Linked DNA regions of Homo sapiens: regions 1, 2 and 4 are each linked to region 3. A link is an interaction called in ENCODE POLR2A ChIA-PET data of the cell type or tissue named here. Cell type or tissue: PC-9. All regions are shown on one strand. Each heading gives the region's core, and the rest is flanking DNA. Links, peaks and the distances in the headings are about the cores only. Region 1 has its middle 21 kb from the start of KRT8. Region 2 has its middle 21 kb from the start of KRT18. Region 3 has its middle 29 kb from the start of SMIM41-AS1. Region 4 has its middle 3.6 kb from the start of KRT18.

Region 1 (5,163 bases), core at 676-4,675, 780 kb before region 3:
CCATCAAATTTGGCTAGGAGTTGATCATTAGTTTAGCCATTTCCATGGATGGTGGCTAGGGTTGGGGATGTAGGAGGAGGTGAAAAATTGACAACGAGTATGGTCTCCCCTCTTGGGAAGCTTGGCTGTAGAGGCAAGGAGAGAGGGCTGTAGTGGGTGTGGGACATGGGTCAAGGATGATTCCCTTTCTATTTTTGTTTTTTGAGTTGGAGTTTCACTCTTGTTGCCCAGGCTGGAGTGCAATGGCACGATCTTGTCTCACTGCAACCTCCACCTCCCGGGGTCAAGCGATTCTCTCGCTTCAGCCTCCTAAGTAGCTAGGATTACAGGCACCTGCCACCACGCCCAGCTAATTTTTTGTATTTTTAGTAGAGATGGGGTTTCACTATGTTAGCCAGGCTGGTCTCGAACTCCTGACGTCAGGTGATCCACACACCTCGGACTCCCAAAGTGCTGGGATTACAGGCGTGAGCCACTGTGCCCAGCCCCTTTCTTTCTTTTTTTAAAGGAAGAAGTGACATGAGCATGACTACAAGTAGAGGGGAATAAAATTCAGCCTGGGATGGGGGTGGGAGGAGTATGGCAAGGGAGAGATACTATTTGATGAGACAAGGTTCTGTGTGTGAAGGGAGGGGTGTGTGGATCAGAGCACTGGTGGAGGTCTGGCCCTGGGCAGAGGAAGTGCCATCTCCACCTCCAAGGGGAGGTAAGGGTGGGAATGGACATGCATAATGGTAGGGGCATTGTTAAGGATGGTGGTGGTGCACTGGGGGCTCCTTGGGACACCAAGATTCTTGTGACTAGCAGAAGAGAAGGAGTGATGGTGTCATCTGTGACTCCAGCCACATTGCTTTGGGCTCTCAGAGGAGACACACTCTTCTGCTCTGAAGCCTTTGCTGTCTTTTCCTTAGCCTGAGACATCCTCCTTCAGGAAGCCTTCCCAGACTGACACCTCCAATCTACTCACTTCCCAGCAGCAGACTCAGTTCTCCATGCCTTCTTTTCCCCAGCACAAAGGCCAAGAGCGCTCCCTGTTTTTGTTTTTGTTTTTGAGACAGAGTCTTGCTTTTGTTGCCCAGCCTGGAGTGCAATGGTGCAATCTTGGCTCACTGCAACCTGCGCCTCCCGCCTCTCAAGCGATTCTCCTTGATTACAGGTGCCTGCCACCAAGCCTGGCTAATTTTTGTATTTTTAGTAGAGACAGGGTTTCACCATGTTGGCCAGGCTGATTTCGAACTCCTGACCTCAGGTGATACACCTGTTTTGGCCTCCCAAAGTGCTGGGATTACGGGAGTGAGCCATCGCGCCTGGCTGAGCACTCCCTGTTCTAGAGGCTGTCTGTCTCTGGTTGCAGTTGAGAAGACACATGGAGGGACTGGGAGAGGACAAGAACATGTGTGTCTGTAAAGCAGGTGGCTTCCCCCTCAGGACTGCCCATCCCCAGATTTCAGGCTCGGCTCTGCCCACAAGGGGGTGCTCAGTCAGAGAAGGCCTGGCTGGCATGGTGTGGACAGTGGCCCAGTTGGCAGGCAGGCAGCAGGGCCCTCGCGACTCCACCCCTGGCCAGGACCTTTGCTCCCAGCCCTGATGGCTCTGGCCTTGTTGCCATGGCCACCCCTTAGTTTGGGACAAACAGAGCTCTTCCTCCTCCTGTTCAGCCTCCTAACACCCAAGTGTCTCCCTAGGGACAGGCAGGAATTCCAAGTGTCCAGGCTCCCCACCCTTTCCCCAGGGGAGGCCCAAGGGTGGTGAGTCACTGAATCTGGGCCCCTCTTCACCCTCTCACTGTTCTCTGGCTTGTCCTGCTGCTCCCTTGGGCCCACCTATTTCCTGCTGGAGTTGGGGAGGGGTGGAGAGAAGGACTGGAACTCTCCTGGGTCTATCAAACTGAGTGGTGGTGAAGGTGAAGGGGTCTTCCTGTCCTGAATCTCCTCCCTGGGGTGTGTCCAGGCTGTGGACACCCTTCTGAGGCTTAGCTCCCATCTCTGGTATCCATGAAACAATCACAGCTTCTTTCCTCCCTTGGGGGGAATCCTTGGGGTCCAGGGTAAGGGACAGAAGATAGGAAAAAAGCAATGTGGGAGAGAGGAGATAGGGTCAGAGTAGAGAAGAGGACTCATGGGATAGAATTGAATCATTCATTCATTCATTCATTCATTCATTCATTCATTCAGTGAATCAAACAAGTTCCTGTGCTGGGTGTGGAGGGAAGCAGAAACATGTATAAGACACGCCCCTACTTTTGAGGAAGATGCCTTGGCGCTGATGTGCGGGCCCTGGACTTAGGGTACAGGACTCCGGTTTGAGCTCTGACTACTACTTGCTGGGCACATTACTTCTTAGAGCCTTGGATTCCTCATCTGTAAATAAGGATAAGAAGACTGAACTCCCAAGGTCCTTGTGAGGGTCAAATGAGACAAATATGGAAAATGCCTCATTAATAGTGGATGTTCAGTGCATGCTAAATGACTGTGGATCAGGTTTACAATCAGGGAGGGGAGCTCAGACATGCCCACAGCAAGTGTAACCCAGCCCAGGGGTGTAACAAAGCCCTATTCTTGGGGTCTCTATAGGAGTGGCCACTTCCGGCAGAGGTGACTGGGGCAGGCTTTGTGGGGAGGTGCCTGATGCATGATTTTCATTCAGCAAATGTTTGCGGAATGAATGGGGTGAGCTGGAGCCAGGACCTGCAGGAAGGGTAAGGTTTCAACAGGTGCAGGTGACAAGGAGGTGCTTCAGGAGAGGAGGGCACAGTCCTGGGGGTGGGGTGGGGAGGGCAGCTAGTGCCAGGTGGGGAAGGCTAAGCCTCAGCCACCAGATGAGGAATTTGACCTTTATTCTGAAGGCAACGGGAAGCTCTGGGCTAGGGAGTGACAGGATCAAAGCAGTGTTTGTAGAAGATCAGTCTGGCTGGGCACTGGAGAGGATACCTGAGCGAGCAGGAGAGGTGGTGGGGGGCGGGGGGCAGGGACACACCAGGCAGAGGGACAGTGTGTACATGTCTAGAAGTCTCAGGACAGGCAATTATGTCACCCCCTTCCACTCTGCAGAGGGGGCCTCTCGCACCAGCCTGTCTCCAGGGCAGGTCTCACCAGCCTGCTAGGAGGGAGCTTGAAAGGGAGGTGGGGAATTTCTCAGGGACACAGAGAACATGAGAACACTGCCTCCTTTCTCCTCCTTCCTCCCCTACCTGGGGCCCAGCTCAGAGTAATGGGCCCTGAGGGGGAGAGAAACGCAGCCCTGGAACTGGAACCTGGGTCCCTTTGTTGGTAGGCTCCACCTCCTGTCCTCTAAGATAGAGGGCTGGAAGAGACAAAGAAACTATTAGGCCCCATTAAGAACTGTGCATAAACCCTAGAACTCAGGAACAGAGGGATAATTGAGGTGATAGTATTGCCCAGCCCTGGAGCCCAACTTTCCTTGAAGGGGAAATTTCTGGCCTGGGGCTGGCTGGTAGGAATCTAAAGCCTTAGCCTTTGTGGAGATGAATCATCCTAATCTATCTCTTTGACCCCACCTCCGCCAAAGAGATCCCTTTTGCTCCAATCTCATTCCTGAATGTGCCACACTTCAGGTATCAATGGGGCAAGGCCAGGATGACGGAGGGGGATACCTGCAGGGGAAGAGGTGTTGAGCAGGTTTCTGAAAATGGTGACCATTTCAGACCCTAAATGGCGCCATTCATACCTAAGTGCTGAGTGGTCTCACAGTTTTAGGTATGCTTCGGGGCCCACAGTCTCTCCCAGCCTCCAGCCCTGACTCAGCCTGAGCCCCTGGGAGCCAGAGATAGCTATCCCAGCTATTCAGAGGAAGGAGATAAGGTTTATGGCTCTGGACAGGCTCACCCTGGGGAGACTGTGCATACACACCTCCTCCAGCTGCATTCCTCCCGGTCCTGACCTTGTCTTACTCAGTCTTTTCCTGGAATTACTACAGGAAATAGTGAGCTGTCTGAACGCACCATTTTCAGAAAACTGCCTAGCACCTCCTCCCCTGAAGGTATCCCCTCAATCATCCCGGCCTTGCCCCATTGAGGTCTATACAACATCTTTTTCTTGGCTTCTGGGCAGGCCTGATCCCATCTAGGACCAGTGAGAAGGGGGCCCAGCCCTGTTCCTTTTCCACAGACGCATCCTCCCCATTCCTGGTCACTCATTTCTGCTCCAATGACTCCTTGAATTAGTAAGTCCTTCCTTCAGTCTACCCTTTCACTCCCTTTCGGTGCTTAGTTAAGGAGAGGATGCTCCTCTGTGCGTTGGCTGTTGCCGCAGACCACAGAGTACAGCTGAGGGTCCACTTCACTCCAGGAGCCCTTTAGCTGAGGGGAGGAAGGCAAAAGACAGAAGGAACGGTGAATTCTTAGAGAAGAGTGCATGGTCTTTTCCCATCACAGTAGTGTCCTATACAGTAGTGTCCTATACAAGCAATTATCTTTACAAATTACAATTATCTTTACAATTATCTTTACAAACATTATCATCATATAATTTATTTTATTTTTAAATTTTTATTTATTTTTTTGAGACAGGGTCTGGCTCTGTCGCCCAAGCTGGAATGCAGTGGCCTGTCATAGTTCACTGCAGCCTCAATCTAATTTATTTTACATATGAGAGAACAAAAGCTGAGAGCCCAAATCAAGTATGATTTTTTTTTTTTTTTTTGAGACGGAGTCTCCCTCTGTCGCCCAGGCTGGAGTGCAGTGGCGCAATCTCAGCTCACTGCAAGCTCCGCCTCCCGGGTTCATGCCATTCTCCTGCCTCAGCCTCCCTAGTAGCTGGGACTACAGACGCCCGCCACCATGCCCGCCTAATTTTTTTGTATTTTTAGTAGAGACAGGGTTTCACCGTGTTAGCCAGGATGGTCTCGATTTCCTGACCTTGTGATCTGTCTGCCTCAGCCTCCCAAAGTGCCGGGATTACAGGCATGAGCCACTGCGCCTGGCCTAATGTATGATTTTAAGTATAATGCTTTTGGCCGGGTGTGGTGGGTGGCTCACAACTCGGCTCATGCTGAGGCAGGCGGATCACCTGAGGTCAGGAGTTTGAGGCCAGCCTGGCCAACATGGTAAAACCCCGTCTCTACTGAAAAAATACGAAAATTAGCCAGGCGTGGTGGCGGGCGCCTGTAATCCCAGCTACTCGGGAGGCTGAGGCAGGAGAATCG
Region 2 (5,163 bases), core at 447-4,446, 820 kb before region 3:
AAAAAAATTTAGCTGGGCATGGTGGTGCGTGTCTGTAGTCCCAGCTATTTGGGAAGTTGAAGCAGGAGATTGCATGGTGGTGCATGTCTGTAGTCCCAGCTATTTGGGAAGTTGAAGCAGGAGATTGCTTGAGCGTGGGAGGTCAAGGTTACAGTGAGCCGTGATCAAACAAGACTCTGTCTCAAAAAAAAAAAAAAAAAAAAAAAAAAAAGGTGCCGGGCGCAGTGGCTCACCCCTGTAATCCCAGCACTTTGGGAGGCCGAGGCGGGTGGATCACCTGAGGTCAGGAGTTTGAGACTAACCTGACCAACATGGAGAAACCCCGTCTCTACTAAAAATACAAAAATTAACTGGGCATGGTGGTGTGCGCCTGTAATCCCAGCTACTTGGGAGGCTGAGGCAGGAGAATCACTTGAACCCAGGAGGCAGAGGTTTCGGTGAGCCTAGATTGCGCCACTGCACTCCAGCCTGGGCAACAACAGCGAAACTCTGTCTCAAAAAAAAAGAAAGAAAGAAAGAAAGAAAGAAAATGGAAGGAATCTTAGAGGAGATCTAAGGCTAAATCTATATTTTGCTGATGAGGAAAACTGAGCCCAGAGAAGAAGAACCTTGTGAAAGTCACCGAAATGAGTCAGCCTGACCTAACCCAGGGCTCCTGACGCCCCAGGCAGCATTCTTTCCTCCCAAGCTTCTTTTCTCCAGGCCAAACTCTCTTCTGAAATCTCACTTTAATCTGCTCAGTTCAATTTTGCTTTTAATTATTTGTGTACTTTCTGTCTGTCCTTAACACGGTAATTTATACATTGTCTTGCCCACAGGGGTCTACCATGGTACAAGGTGGTCAAGAAACACTGAATAAAGGAACAATCAAAGTAGCCCACCCCCACTGAGTTCCTTAAGTATGCTGCATGCCTTAGTTCCTTTCGTCCCCACCCAGGGCTCCCAGGTGGGTTCCTCGCAATGATGAAGAAACCCAGGTGGGGAGATAAGTTGTTGCTCAAGCTCTGGCTGATGGAAGAGGTGGAGTCATCCTGGTGAGCAGCAGGCACACCCTGGGCTGCTGCGTGGTTGTGAAAGCCTAGAAACACTGCGCTTGTGCACCAGCTGGCGAAGAGGCACTGCCCTGAGCTATCCAAGTCCCCTACCCTGCCTTGTCTTCCTGGGACCCTCCCACCATCAGCTCTAAGGCCCTGTCTGTTCTGCCTGGCAGGGGCCTGTGCATCTCTTGGGGGAGTAGGCATTTCAGCTTGGAATTCTTTCACTCTAAACTTGGGCTTATGCTGCAGGCCCACAATCACTTAACCTAACCTGTAGGTCCAGATGACTCTCAGGATTCAGAATCTTTCAGATTTTACAAAGGAAATGTGGTACATAAAATGTATACTAAGGAAAACCACAGTGGGGAGGGGGGGATCTGTGGCACGTGTAATCATGGACTCAGTCTTATTAATATTGCTGCAGTGAAATGTATGAATATTCACACTAAATGGAATATATAAAAAGTATAAATAGGCTGAGCGCGGTGGCTCACGCCTGTAATCCCAGCACTTTGGGAGGCCCAGGTGGGCGGATCACCTAAGGTCGGGAGTTCAAGAGCAGCCTGACCAACATGGAGAAACCCCATCTCTACTAAAAATGCAAAATTAGCTAGGCACAGTGGTGCATGCCTGTAATCCCAGCTACTTGGGAGGCTGAGGCAGGAGAATTGCTTGAACCCAGGAGGCGGAGGTTGCGGTGAGCCGAGATCGTGCCATTGCGCTCCAGCCTGGGCAACAAGAACGAAACTTCGTCTCAAAAAAAAAAAAAAAAAAAAAAGTATAAATAACTTCATGTTAGGTTTTGCATGTGAGTTATGAAGAATTTTTGGTTTTCAGAGTTTTTTGGGGTTTGAAAGTATTAGATAAGGAATTGAACAATACTATAGAGCCTTTTAAGGGTGATTTTGTATTACTTGATAGGAGCTTGAAGAAGCCAGAGAACTTGTGTTGAAGGGCTGGGTTAGGGTGACAGAGGCCTGAAAGTGGTGGCAGATGAGTGACAGCTCCAGGGAACCCCAAGAAGGCTTTGATTTGACCACGGCTGTGACCATCCGGTCAACAGAAGTATGCCATAGTCCTGAGGTGCTCCTTGTGGCTGGGTCTGGTGCTAGACAGGGCTAAAGGCAGCACCAAAGTGGGCAGTAGGCCTTTGAGACCCCGACTGGACAGAGCCACACTCTTCAGGCAGGATGCTGTCTCCTTATCTAGGCTTGGGGTCTTGGGGCAGCCGGAGGGTTGGCATCCTTGATTATAGCCACAGGGATGAGACCTTTTTGTTTTGTGCTTTGGCTCAGCTCAGCCCCACTGCATGCCTGGCTGCTCCCACCAGCTCAAGATTATCTCTCTGGTGACGTGCTGCCTGGGGCTTGGCATGTACCCACCCCTGCGATCTTGCCCCTGCTGCAGCCAAGAGCAAAGTTTCAGTCTCTGGGACCCCAGCCAGACAACTCAAGGAGAGCCAATGAACTTGTATTTATGCAGTACCTACTAGCTGCCAGGCATGCAGCCAAGCCTTGGGGACTTTGTTCTCATTATTTTCTCACCTTTCCCACTGCACAAGTCTTAGCATCTCTCAGGTTTCACTTCTGCCACAAATCATGGCCATCATCCTCCCCGTGAACACCTGCAGCATTTACTGCCATGACATTCCTTGGCTTTGAATTAACCTCGTGACCTTTCTTGTATCTTTATGTTCTTAGGGCCGAACCTGAGGGTGGGGACCTGGGTCTAAGCTGTCCCACTGGTGGGCACCTTCCCTTCCTTTCCTGAACATTTTTGGAATGTAGGAGTGACCCCAGAGGAGGATTACAAAGCCCTTCTTCAAAGGAGAGGTTGAAAGTGGTGCCCGGGTTCTATAAACATTTGCACTGAGCATTCCTAAATGACAGGGAGATTTATAGTTTGAGTGCCTTCCCATTACGAAGACTGTTTAAGTGACTTGGGAAAGTTTCTTTAAAAAGAAAAAAAAATGGAGCAGATTAAGATGAGATTTTATTTTTCTTTTTTTCCTTAAAAAGAAAAAAAGGCTAGGCGAGGTGGCTCATGTCTGTAATCCAAAGGCTAGGTGAGGTGGCTCATGTCTGTAATCCCAGAACTTTGGGAGGCCGAGGTAGGTGGATCATTTGAGGTCAGGCGTTTGAGACCAGCTTGGCCAACGTGGTGAAATCCTTGTCTCTACTAAAAATACGAAAATTAGCTGGGCGTGGTGGTGCACACCTGTAATCCCAGCTACTGGAGAGGCTGAGGCGGGAGAATCGCTTGAATCTGGGAGGTGGAGGTTGCAGTGAGCTGAGAAGCCGAGACCACGCCACTACACTCCAGCCTGGGTGACAGAGTAAGACTCCGTCTCAAAAAAAAAAAAAAAAACAAATTCTTCCTGGGCTTTCTTAAAGCTGGGGTGTGTGTGAAGCGAAGCTGAGGAAGTTCAATTGTTCTCCCACTAAGTTCTCTTTCCTGGAACAAAGAGGACCTGCAAAGAGAGTGAGAGGACTGCTGGCATCTTGAAATATTCTTCTACTCTCCTTTGTCCTCTTTTCCTTGGGTGAGGCATGCAGAGACTCCTCTTGGTTTGTTATTTGCTCATTTATTTGTTCATTCATTTGCTTATTCATTCAAAAGCTAGTAAGAGAAGATTGTTAAATTTGAAAATTTTGCTTCCCAGAATTAAACCATTTTAAATCAACCATGACAGCAGTATTTATACCTTGGATATTGGCAAATGCTATAGGTTATTAAATAAAATAAAATAACATTTTATTTACAATTTAATAAAAATTACAATTTCAAATTTTTGTCTTTAAAAAAGAAAATAACAACCTGCTGTTTATGTGTTGGAATTGTGTTATGTATCAGGGCATAAGAGTGAACAAGATAGTCCAGTCTCTGCTCAAAGGGAGCTTACAGTCTGGTGCTGCACTGTCCTGTCCAATCTGGTAGCCATTAGCTACTAGCTACTGCTGTGGTTATTAATTTATTTTTTAAAGTTTTTAATTTTGGCTGAGTCTGGTGGCTCATGCCTGTAATCCCAGCGCTTTGGGAGGCCGAGGCAGGTGGATCACCTGAGGTTAGGAGTTCGAGACCAGTCTGGCCAACATGGCGAAACCCCGTCTCTACTCCAAATCCAAAAAAAAAAAAAAAAAAAAAAAATTAGCCAGGTGTGGTGGTGGGCGCCTGTAATCCCAACTACTCGGAAGACTGAGGCAGGAGAATCACTTGAACCTGGGAGGCGGAGGTTGCAGTGAGCCGAGATTGAGCCAGTGCACTCCAGCCTGGGCAACAAGAGTGAAACTCTGTCTCAAAAAAAAAAAAGTTTTTAATTTTTGTGGGTACCCAGTATGTGTATCTATTTTAGGGTACACGAGATATTTTGATACAGGCATACAATGCATAATAATCTCATCAGGGCATCCATCACTTCAAGCATTTATCCTTTATGTTACAAACAATCCAATTATACTCTTTTAGTTATTTTTAAATGTACAATAATTTATTTTTTTTGAGACGGAGTCTTGCTCCATTGCCCAGGCTGGAGTGCAATGGCATGATCTTGGCTCACTGCAACCTCTGCCTCTCGGGTTCAAGCAATTCCCCTGCCTCAGCCTCCCGAGTAGCTGGGATTACAGGCATGCACCACCATGCCTGGCTAATTTTTGTATTTTTAGTAGAGACGGGGTTTTACCATGTTGGTCAGGCACGTCTTGAACTCCTGTCCTTGTGATCTGCCCGCCTCAGCCTTCCAAAGTGCTGGGATTACAGGCATGAGCCACTGCACCCAGCCTTAGGCTGGTGCTTTTTAAACTTTTTTTGCTTCTGGGGAGTGGGTGATAGGGAAAGTTCTGCCAGCCTGGGAGGGGCCCACTAGAGCCTGCTGCTCCAGTGTGGATTGTGGGGAGAGGAAAAGGAACTGTGTGCTTTGGGCCCAGATCACTGGAGTGCCCTGAGTCTCTGAGAAGTTTACCCTACATCCCTCCTGTGGCAGCACCATCCACTTCACCAGGATCTGACCAGGGCCTTCAGGGGGACACAGCCTCCCCGGATCTGAGCATCACTATCATTCTAATTCCTTGGGCTGTTTCTGTGTAGATAATTATTTTCCAGCTCATTCAGGCAGGTGAGGTTGAGGCCA
Region 3 (5,163 bases), core at 414-4,413:
CTGTGGCCTGAGCACTGGGCAGTCTGCTCCCTCCAGAGGACAGGGCAAGAAGAGAAGGGGCTTGAAACACAGCAGGAGAGACTGGAGCCAGGCAACAGGGAGAACTTCCTGCTAGGACTTCCTGGATTCCAAACTGGCATGATACTGGGGGATTCCCTGAGCCCCAGGGCTTTCAGGAGGGGGTGCAGCCACAGGAACTTGGAATTGAAGGGCCCTTTGTGCACTTGGCCAGGGGAGCGCAAAAAGCCTCTGAGGGCCACTCCATGCAGGGGAGGCTGGGAACGGGAGAGGGCAGCTGTGCATGGCGGCCATGGTCAAGTGTCTTGCCTTGTTTTCTTCGCACAGCAGAAGTTGCCTTGTCAGTCCTCCTGCAAAACCTCTGTGCAATTGCTATGCTAGGAATGGGAAAGCCAGAAGGCTCCACGGGACAGAGGCAGAGGGAAGGAAGGCCCACAGCAGGGATCCTCCATGAGGTGGAGGCTTGGAACCTGCCCCAACCCTGTGTCCCCTGGCTGGGCCAGAAAGACATGGAATAGGGAGAGCAGGCAGCCTCTGGCCAGGACAGGGGGCAGGAGGAGGGGGCAGGATCCTGGGCTCTAGGCCAATCTGGACTCCACAGTGGGAGGCTGGTCTAGACATTATCCAAGGACGCCCCCAGCTCCAATCTTTCCAGGACCGACAGAGACAAGACAGGCTCCCTTCCTTTACTGTCCTTTCCAGGGCAGAGAGCACCAGCCATGCTGTGAAGCCTCATTTGCCAAAGTGTCCTGTAGATAAGAGTCAAACCGGATAATGCTTAAAAGACACTTTGGAAATGTGGAGTCAGGACTTTTATCTCCAAAGCCAAGTTCCAACGGGCAACAGAAGATGCAAAACACATTGTACCTAAGGCCTGGCCTGGGGGCTTTGGGGACGGTCGGCTTCTAGTTGACAGCTGGAAATGGAGGCATTTCTGGCAGAGAAACAGGTCTAAGGAGGCAGCGCCAGCTTCCTCAGGTCCTGTCTCTACAAGGCCCCATTGCTGTAACTAGCCAAGCCAAGCAGGCTGCCCTGCCTGGAAAACTGACTGACCTGCCCTGGACCCCTGCTTCCCTGGAACAGAGATGGGGAGCCCCATAGGCAAGCTCTGGGTTTGGAGCAAGGGGGCTGAGACTACGCCCTTGGAGACGGGTGCACCCTGGGCCCGTGTTTGTAAGTGGAGGGACACCCAATGGGGTTAAGAAGCCTCAGGAGAATTCAAGGCCCCTTGCACACCCGCTGATTGTATAGAAGAGAAAGTTCAGGCTTAGGAAGGAGGGGTCACCTGGCCAAGGTCACACAGCCCCCAAGCTGACACTCGTGAGGCTGCCTCTTCTGCCTCCCAGGTGGGAGGGCCAGGCTTCCCCATGCCAGGTGCCCCCACCCAAGTCTGGGGCAGGACGGCCGGAGCTCCATGGGGTGAGGGGGTGTGGGGTTGCTGGGCTCGGGCCAGGACTGAGATGCCACAGAAGCTGGTGTTCTGCCAGGGCGGGGCAGGCAGGCCTGGGGGCAGAGGCGGGCCTGGCCTCTCCCCACCTGGCAGAAGGCATTTCTTACCTAATAAGGTGCTTTATTCTCTGCCTCAAACAGCTTCTGACAAAGCAGGGTGGTGCAGGGGGTGGGGCCAGCTCCTGGGGCCACACCCCGCCCGCTCACCCCACTGCACCAGGCTAGGCCTTTCTGGGGGCAGCAGGGTCTGTAGCAGACCCTGGTCTACCTGAGAAAAGCAGGCGAGCTCCAGCTGGCCTCCGAGAACCCAAGCCTGGCCTAGGATGCAGGGCCCCTGTGTGCCCATCCTCACCCTTGTGGGAGGGGGCTGTCCACATGCAGTTCAGGGCCCAGGTTCCCCGAACCTGCACTGCTTTCCCCCAACACCCGGTATAAGCCAAGCTGCCTCTCCTGCCCCATCCCACACACACAGATATGCACACACTTCCTGCGCTGTCCCTGGGGGCAGTGAGGCCTGGATCCCCCAAGTAGGGAGGTCCCCCAGGACCTCCCACTGTTAGCCCAGAGAAAGCAGGTCAGGGCCGCTCCAGGGAGTCCAGCAGAGCCCTGTGTCTTCATCCTCAGAGGCAGTGGAGGGGCCTGGGCGCCAGGCCCCATGCCTGGGAGGGACAGTGACACAACTCCCCATGGGAAGATCTGGCCCCAGGCCCTGTGGGCCCCTGCCTGACTGAGCGAGGGGTGGTGTCGAGGGGGTCCTAGTGGTGAGCTGGACTGAAGTGGAGGAAGGGCCGGGACCAGGCCACACAGAGCACCTGAGGAGGAGCGTCCCAGTGGGACACATGCTAGTCGGGTGACTCTGGACAACTATTAGCAACCCCGGTGTCCGCATCTGTAAAGTGGGAACAATGCACCTTCCTCTCAGAACTGTTTCAAGGATCCAGTGGGTGCACAGTTTGGACAGATGGCACATGGTCACCTGCATATGCCCTTTATCAGGCAGCGGGGGAAGGCTCTGTGTGCCCCTCAGGGTCTCCAGCTGTGCCTGCAGGTCCCCCTCCAGGCCCTAACCAGGGAGTAACCACGAAGAGAAGGAAGGCCTTCTCAGCAAACAGCTGAGTTTGCTCCAGGAGCACAGGGCCCTTAGTCACCAAGGAGCTTCTTGGGAATGTCTCACAGCACCACCGAGGGAAAGGCACCAGTGACGGCACCCACACCAGGGGGGCCCTCCGCTCTCAGGGCGCCGTGTCCTGAGCTCCAGTGTGTGGATCTCTGTGAGTGTGGCGGTGTATGGCTCTGGTGTCCCGCCAGCAGCTCGGCCACACCCGGGTGACTCAGGGCTGCAGCACGCACCCTACCCGGCCAGTGGGAGAACAAAGCCGCCAGCTCAGGGCCTGGGCATCCAGCCTGAGTCACATACAGGCACACCCAGCCCAGCCAGGAGCCCCCACCCCTCCGGACCCACCCCAGCCCAGGGCTCAGGAGCTCCCCCAATCCCTGCCACAGTGAGGAAACCGAAGTAGCCCCTCACACTGACTGGACTTGCCCAGGTGCGACCGGCTGAGATGAGGAGCTGGGCCCAAGGAAGCCTGGAGGTCTCGCTGAGACCAGGAGCAGAAGCCCACAACCAGGCCCCCGACTCCAGCTCAGTGCAGTAGCAGGGGACAGGCCCTGGCACAGGGAGCATCAGGCCTGAGGCCCAGGAGCCCAGCTTCCCCATGGGGCTGGACTCAGAGGGAAACCAAGGCAGAAGGAGAGGACCTCAGTGAGAGCCATGGGCCTGGCTCAGTCTGGGTTGAGGACACACTGTGGACACAGCCCTGACTCCCTGCCCCTCCGTCACTCTCAAATGTGGAGGAATCATGACAAGGTGAGACGGCCAGGCCTTCAGGTGACCGCTCTGCTTAAGACAATGAGGAGCAGCCCAGCCTCCCCGCCTAGACCTGGGAGTGAGGTTTGTGAGGAAAGGGGCCAGGGCTTGCTCTGCTAAGTGCGCCAACACCACCAGCGGCTCAAAGAAGGTGCTAAGGTTCCCAGACAAGGACCCAGAGTGAGGCCGAGGCAGGAGGGCAGGCAGCAGGCAGGGGTGGGGACCCTGGATTCCCCGGCAGGGGGGAACCCCAAACCCCAGGCCCTTTCCAGTGTGAAATGGGGGCCCCTGCTTCAGCTGATACTCCATCCCTGGAGAGTCTGGGGCTCCACTGCAGGATGCCACCTCCTGGAGCCCTGGTCCAAACCCAAAGGGTGGTGGGGTCTGGCCACCAGCTGGGTCTCCAACCAAGGCCATAGCTGAGAGCAACCCTGCAAAAAGGGAGAAAAAGCCCATCAGGGACACCACAGGGCAGAACGAGCAGATCCTCGGACACTCTCAGCAGGCCCCACGCACCTGATCCTACCCCAGAAGCCCTCGCCCTGACCCAGCCTCACCCAACCCCGAGCTGTGCCCGGTGCTAACTGCAAATGGCCCTCACCCTCAGCCCTGAATCCATCCCTTCATCTGACATGGTACTAATCCCAACCCTAACCCCAAATTTGAACTGTGCCCCAAACTCTACTTGCTTCTCTGTGCTCAAGCCCTACTCCATCCTCACAACCCAGCCCTAAACCAATCCCATCCTAAACCCCAGCTCTGACCCTCACCCCTCTCAGATCATCTGTGTGCCCAAAATTCCATTGTCAGCCCAACCACTGCTCCAAAACCTAACCAGCCCTCCAAGCCTTGCCTTCCCAGGCCCTTTCTAATCCTCCTCCCTATTCTATAGCCCAGGAGCACCGCACACCTCTATCGTCTCCAGTAACCCTCCGCTAAGCCCCCCAGCATCCACACTGCCCACAAACCCCACTTGTGCTCAGACTGCCCACACTGCGCCCACACTGGCCCCCTGTCCAGCCATCAGGAGCCTCTGCTGCACCCGACTGTGCACGCCCAGGCTGGGAGCTGACACAGAGGGACAGGGGCTGGGGACATGACGTGTTCCCCACTAAGAACAGCAGACGCCCTCCCAGCACCAGTGGCTTTATGGCAAGACTTGTAGGGGGTCATTCAGACTCAGGCCTCAGCCTGCCTGCCCTGCGGAGGTGGGGGATGGGTCAGAGCAGGCACTTCCGTGCCTTCCCAGCTCAGGGCCCCACTGCACACAGCCCCAAGCCCACTCCTCTCCCCCAGGCCCTGGGAATGCGCACCTTAGGGGAGGGAGTCAAACCCAGGCCCCTGGCATGGGTTCCAATACGCCCAGGGGACTCATCTTCCCCCTCACCCCACACCCCTCGATCCTGCCCCGCCCCCAGAGCACCCCAGTCCCTGCCCTACTCTAAAGGCCCAGCAGGCTGAAATGGAGACCCCCCACTCTCCTAGCCAGACTGGGGCCGGCAGTGGGTGGGGGCGGTGGTGCAGGACCCCTGGCTGGCCTCCCTCGCCTGCCCTCAGGCCCAGGCTGCATTCCCAGAAAGCCCAGGCCTGCCACTCAGGGACACACAAGCTGAGCTCAGCACCCTCCTCTGCTTCCCAGGAAGCTGCTGGGACTCTTCCCTCAGCCTCAGCCTGAAGTCCTCCTGCTGCAGTCACTGTCACAATGCTTCAGGGACCCTCGCAGGCAGGCCCAGGTGCCCCAGACTCACCAGGCCCGCCCAGCCCTCTCTCACCCCCTCAGCCTTCAAGCCAAGGTGGGCTTGGTAGGTCCTTTCCTTGGCCTGCCACTG
Region 4 (5,163 bases), core at 445-4,444, 800 kb before region 3:
CCCAAAACAAACCCAGTCTCTGAGCCCCCTCCACCACCCTCCCCTCTCCCGACCTCACTCCCAAGGGCCTTGCCTCAGTGGAACACTGTGATTTGGACAGGGAATGCATCCTGACTTCTGCACACCGGTATATCACCTTTCCTGCATCCTTAATTAAACAAATCCTGAGCATTTACAATTCAACCAGTATGCATTCAGCACCTACTGTGAGCCAGGCCCAGTTCTAGGAGCTGGGAGAGAAGGGCGGTGACAAAAGAGACCAAAAATCTCTCACAGAGATGATAATGTGTCCCACATCGCCGGGCACAGTGGCTCATGCCTGTAATCCAAGCACTTTGGGAGGCCGAGGCGGGTGGATCACTTGAGGTCAAGAGTTCGATGCCACTGCACTCCAGCCTAGACAACAGAGCAAGACTCTGTCTCAAAAAAAAAAAAAAAAAAAAAAAATTTGAGACCAGCCTGACCAACATGGTGACACCCCTTCTCTACTAAAAATACAAAAATTAACCAGGCACAGTGTGTGCCTGTAATCCCAGCTACTCAGGAGGCTGAGGCAGGAGAATCGCTTGAACCCAGGAGGCAGAGGTTGCAGTGAGCCAAGATCGTGCCGTCGCGCTCCAGCCTGGGCAACCAGAGCGAAACTCTGACTCAAAATAAATAAATAAATAAATAAATAAAAGTAATGTGTCCTACATCGCATGGGGCCTGAGAGGACAGGCAGGCACTCCTAGGACCATCATAGCAGCGACCCAGCCCTGGTGGCCAGTGCCCCTCCCCTCTTTTCTAGGACTTTTCTCCAAGCCAGTCCTTCCCCTGTCCCCCCTTGTAAGGGCTGTCTGGATTAGAAGCCTGGCCCCAGGGGACTGCATCCTCCAAGATGCTCTCCCCAGCCTCTGTGTGAGAAGGATGGAGGTAGGGAGGCTTTCATGCTGCCTGCCCCCTGAAGCTGAATGACCATCCCTGCTGAATGAAGTGTTGGGGGGAACCCTTAGGTGTTTGGCCTTCAAGTTTGTCAGCTCCAGCAGCTCGTTTTTCTGGCAGGGCCTGGTATGACACATTTGGCTGTGTTCTTTGCTCTGGAGTGGACCTATTGATTCTTATCGAGCTACCAGCTGAGGGGGAAGGGGAGGACAAATAGTAGGGCAGACCTGGGAGAGAAGGGACCCTGGAAAAGCCTGGCCAGTGGACCTGCCAGGTGGGAGGCAGAGCACAGATAAAGAGCCTGAGCCTGGATTGTTCCTGATCTGTCACCTAATGGTGGGGAGAGCCCCACAGTGCTCAATGGGAGCCAGCCAGGGGGCAGTCAGGGTGGAAGCTGGCCAGGGGAGGGTCGGGGCCTGCTGAAGGCTGGGAGGCAAACGGGATGCAAAATAACATACAAATGAATGCCCACTGGTTTTGCATACAAGGCTTCTGGGAGGTAAGAGGTTCCAGTCAGAGGGGTCTCTCCTGCTTTCACCTTTATATTCCCCCACTGGATTCCAGAACTGTCAAGTTGGGCAGTATTTTATAATAAAGTATGTGGAGTCAACAAGCTACGTACTGCCTTTTACTGTTATTGCTAAGCTTTAAGTCAGCCAGCCTGGATACTTTGCTAGCTGTGTAACCTTGGGGAAGTCACCTAACTCTGAACTTCAATTTCTTCACTTGTACAGGGAAAACAGTAAGACCTGTCCAGTCTATTTCCTCAGGTGGCAGTGAATGTGAGTGTAAATTGTCACTCACTCATTCATCAAACAAATACTAATTATTTGTACTGGAGCCTTCCTTCAAAGTAAGGAAGGCTTCAATATATACAGGAGGGCAGATAAAGGGGGTCAATTTAATTCGAAAGACGGGCTCAAGGGGTTTGAAGTCTGTCTCTCTGAGTCATTTAAAAACCCTGGGGCACTTTGAAATCTACCAGCAATCAAAACAGATTCTAGAATTTTTCTCCAAGCTAATTCCCAGGTCCTTGTCTGATTCCTGCCCCACCCCAACTGCTAGGAAACTTCTGGGACCTGTGGAGGTGCAGCGTGGGGGCTGGAGAGGGAGAGCTGCCAGCTAGACTTTATCTCTCCTACTGATGTCGATGGCCACATTCCTGACTTCTTGCAGCATGGGGCAAATACCGACCTCGGGCTTCCAGCACCAGCCTGCCCCTTTCCACCACTTCCAGATTCCTCTGTGGCTCAGGGCTTTTTCACTTTGTCAGAGAGCCTCTTGGAGAGCTGGGGTGAAGGTCTCGGCCTCCAGATTCCCAGCACTAGGGTTCTGGGGTGGGGGTGGGAAGCAAGGTGGAAAGGGGGATGGCGTGATTGTGAGGACAGTCCCGGGAAAGGGTGGAGCAGGAGGGGCCCTGGTGAGAAGCTCCCAGAACAGACACAAAGAGTAATGAGCCTCGGCAGGGGGGAATCCGGAAAGAGGGGAAATGGTTCTCCACCCACCATCAGTCCTGCATTCCAGCGTCCAGCAGAAGGGGAGTGGGAACCTGTGAGGCAGGTTTAACTTCAGAGTAGACTCAGAGATGACCCGATAGGGGTGGGTCAGCTCTTACTGCCCACTCCACATTCTCCCACAAAGGGCTTGAGCTGATGGCTCTGGGGAAACTAGGTGGTGGAGAGATGAGAGGATTAGGGAGGATTGGAAGGCCTGCAGTCCTTCCGCCTTTGCTTTAACATTTAGGCTGGAAATTCCTTGCTCAGCCTGGAGGAGGGAGGTGTTCGGAACAGCAACTGAGGTGTAAGGATGGGGTCTATACACAAAACAGGGAGAGACTGATTCCCATCCTCTTCTTTAAAGACTGAGGGTGACTCCAGTGTGTTGGAGACAGTGAGAAGGCCCTGTGGTGGGGTGGGCTGGAGGGAGGAAGGGATCGCCTGGGAGGCTCCCCTGGGCTCCTTTCAGCTACTCTCAGTGGAGGGTATACCCATGCAGGGGGCCCTCCCACAGGAGAAATCCCAGGGCTGCTGAGTTAAGGGTAGAGCTGTTGAGACAGAGGGAGATCTGGGGTAGAACCCAAAGGAAAAGGAATCTGGGGTGGAATGGGAATCCTCCTGCCCAGCCCTGCATCTGGCACATAGGTGGAGCTCCGTAAATACTTTAGGTTTAAGTAATTAATAAACATGGGGTGCTAGGAGAGGTCAGTGGGGGTCATCAGAAAGTGCAGTCAGGTAGACTGCAGAGAGACAAGAGGTGGGGGCAAGGGTACAAGCTTCAGAGGCAGCTGCGGAGCAGGGGGAGGATGCGGGTGGCAGCTGGGTGCAGGACCCAGTCTGATATCAAGACTTCTGGAATTTCAGCACCCTATTTGGAGTCCCTGGCACTGCCTGTGGAGGTGGGAACGGGTTCTCAGGGCTTGGGCCAGGCCCTCTTCCCCAGGGGTGGGAGAGTCGAGGAATGCCCTGACACTTAGTATCATTGCTTCGGTTGGGTTTGTGCCCTAGGGGTTATTTTCCAAGGATAAAGGAAGAGGAAGGGTCAGCGCTGAGAAGCGTGTGGCTGCCCAGAAACCTCCAGGCGCTGAAGCTCAGAGAAGTCGGGGAACCTGGCCCTTCTAGGAGCCCCTCAGCTCCCTGGCCCAGCCCCACCAGGAATGGCCTTGCCTGTGCTTATGTCCTTTGCCCATTCTGACCCTGGTGCTGTTGGCTTCTCCTCAGGTGCAACCCCAGTATCCCAATGCCATATCCCCCAGCCTATCGCCTCACTCAAATCTGCCCAGAGATTAGGGGAGGGCAAAGGGATGAATAGGGCACTTGGTGTCAAAAGACCTGGATTCGGCCAGGTGGCTCATGCCTGTAATCCCAGCACTTTGAGAGGTTGAGGTGGGAGAATCGCTTATGGCCAGGAATTTGAGACCAGCCTGGGCAGTATAACAAGACCCTGTCTCTATGAAATAATAAAATATTTCAATATTTCACAATATTCCCCACTGCTGGCTTAGTGATCTTGAGCAGCCTTTACTAGCTTGGTCTCTCCTCAGCTGTAGAATGAGAAAAATAGTAATATCCACTTAGAGAGTTTTCATGAGGACCAAATGAGATGACGTGCCTGGAAGAGCTTTGGCAGCTGAGAAGCCAGCTGACCTCCCCTCCTGTCTGCTTTGCCCCATTTGCTCCTTTTCTTCCCAGCCCCCTTGTTCTTTTGCACTTACTACTCTCCAGCCTTCTGCTCCCTGCTCACCACTATTTTTTTCCATCTAACATGGGCTCAGGGCAGGGTGGCTAAGACTGAGTCTTTGAAAAGGGGGGTGAAATGGAAGAACAGAGTGGCCAAGAACCTATCTCCAGATCATCCAGTCAGCCGGCTCTGTCTCTGTCAGCCTCTTTCCTGGCCTAGGCTGGGCAGGTTCTGCCAGCAGTGTTTAGGGAACTATCCTGTGAGCAGCTAGGAGAGCAGGGCTGGAGCTTGGGAGAGGCATGGGGCAGGAGGTATGGATGCCAGGGTCACAGCTAACCTGCGGGGCCTTTACACAAATTGCAGAGAGGGAGCCTCTTCCTTGTTTCCTGGCAGGGTGTGCCTGTACACTGAACACCCTGCACGGCCACGTGCAACGGGCCCACCTGGAGCATCCCCCTCAAGGATTTGGGTGAAACCCAGTTGTGGGTGAGGTGGCCTAAGGGAAAGGATCAGGGAAAAGAAGGAGCAGAGTCAGCACAGAGGGACTTGAGGCAAGAAGAAGAGGAAGAGACAGAGGGAGAAGAGGAGAAAGAGGAGAAGGCCTAGATCTCTAAGTTCCCAGGAAGAGACCAGGAGAGAGGACGTCATGAAAGCCAAGAAGAATGAGGTTCAAGGAAGGGGGGCCCACAGGGCCAGGTGCACAAAAGGATCAGGGAGGCTGAGGACAAAAAGAGCACTTTCAGTAGAGCGATGGAGCCTGGAGCCGGGGTGTGGACTGAGAGGGAGGAGAGAGAGGACCAAGTGGAGGCAAAATGTAGACTTTTCTTTCAAGCAGTTTATCAGCGACGGACAGGAGAAATCGGGAGGCCAAGCGGTTGTTAGGTCGCAGAACTGATGGACGGTTGCCTTAGGATGAGACAGTTTAGTAAAGCTGATCAGTAATTAAACAAGCAATAGCACTAAAGTGTGGTTGGTGCTATGCCTGGGTGAGTCCAGGGAACAATGGAAGCCCAAATCAGTAAACACTAATCCTGCTTGAGATTCTGGGGGAGTGGAGTGACATTT

What was found. ChIA-PET counts read pairs that join two places held together with the same protein. Peaks named below come from ENCODE experiments on the same cell type or tissue, not always from the same donor. Only the 100,000 strongest peaks of a DNase experiment are listed, where the experiment ranks them.
Region 1: POLR2A ChIA-PET joins it to region 3 with 13 read pairs; 4 of 35 experiments call an interaction of 5 or more read pairs at or near these places.
Region 2: POLR2A ChIA-PET joins it to region 3 with 24 read pairs; 4 of 35 experiments call an interaction of 5 or more read pairs at or near these places.
Region 4: POLR2A ChIA-PET joins it to region 3 with 14 read pairs; 4 of 35 experiments call an interaction of 5 or more read pairs at or near these places.

The regions. Positions count from the first base shown.
Region 1 is chr12:52,923,947-52,929,109 of GRCh38, reverse strand. It overlaps a transcript of KRT8 not described here. Among named protein-coding and RNA genes, the nearest start is that of KRT8, 21 kb to the right of the region's middle. In PC-9, for the core only: CTCF peaks have their summits at 1,226 and 1,426 (motif pointing right); DNase peaks (open chromatin) are centred at 1,649, 2,709 and 3,719; H3K4me3 peaks cover 2,228 bases; H3K27ac peaks cover 4,000 bases.
Region 2 is chr12:52,967,676-52,972,838 of GRCh38, reverse strand. No RefSeq gene overlaps it. Among named protein-coding and RNA genes, the nearest start is that of KRT18, 21 kb to the right of the region's middle. RefSeq lists enhancers at 1-688, 689-1,616. In PC-9, for the core only: no CTCF peak of the experiment used is centred there; DNase peaks (open chromatin) are centred at 648, 1,018, 2,808 and 3,448; H3K4me3 peaks cover 2,883 bases; H3K27ac peaks cover 4,000 bases.
Region 3 is chr12:52,145,134-52,150,296 of GRCh38, reverse strand. No RefSeq gene overlaps it. Among named protein-coding and RNA genes, the nearest start is that of SMIM41-AS1, 29 kb to the right of the region's middle. RefSeq lists enhancers at 1-578, 2,638-2,932. In PC-9, for the core only: no CTCF peak of the experiment used is centred there; DNase peaks (open chromatin) are centred at 1,586, 2,056 and 2,736; H3K4me3 peaks cover 2,492 bases; H3K27ac peaks cover 4,000 bases.
Region 4 is chr12:52,942,985-52,948,147 of GRCh38, reverse strand. It overlaps a transcript of KRT8 not described here. Among named protein-coding and RNA genes, the nearest start is that of KRT18, 3.6 kb to the left of the region's middle. RefSeq lists silencers at 89-383, 769-1,063 and enhancers at 2,014-2,609, 3,799-4,393. In PC-9, for the core only: no CTCF peak of the experiment used is centred there; DNase peaks (open chromatin) are centred at 1,037, 2,077, 2,167, 3,177 and 1 weaker place; H3K4me3 peaks cover 2,982 bases; H3K27ac peaks cover 4,000 bases.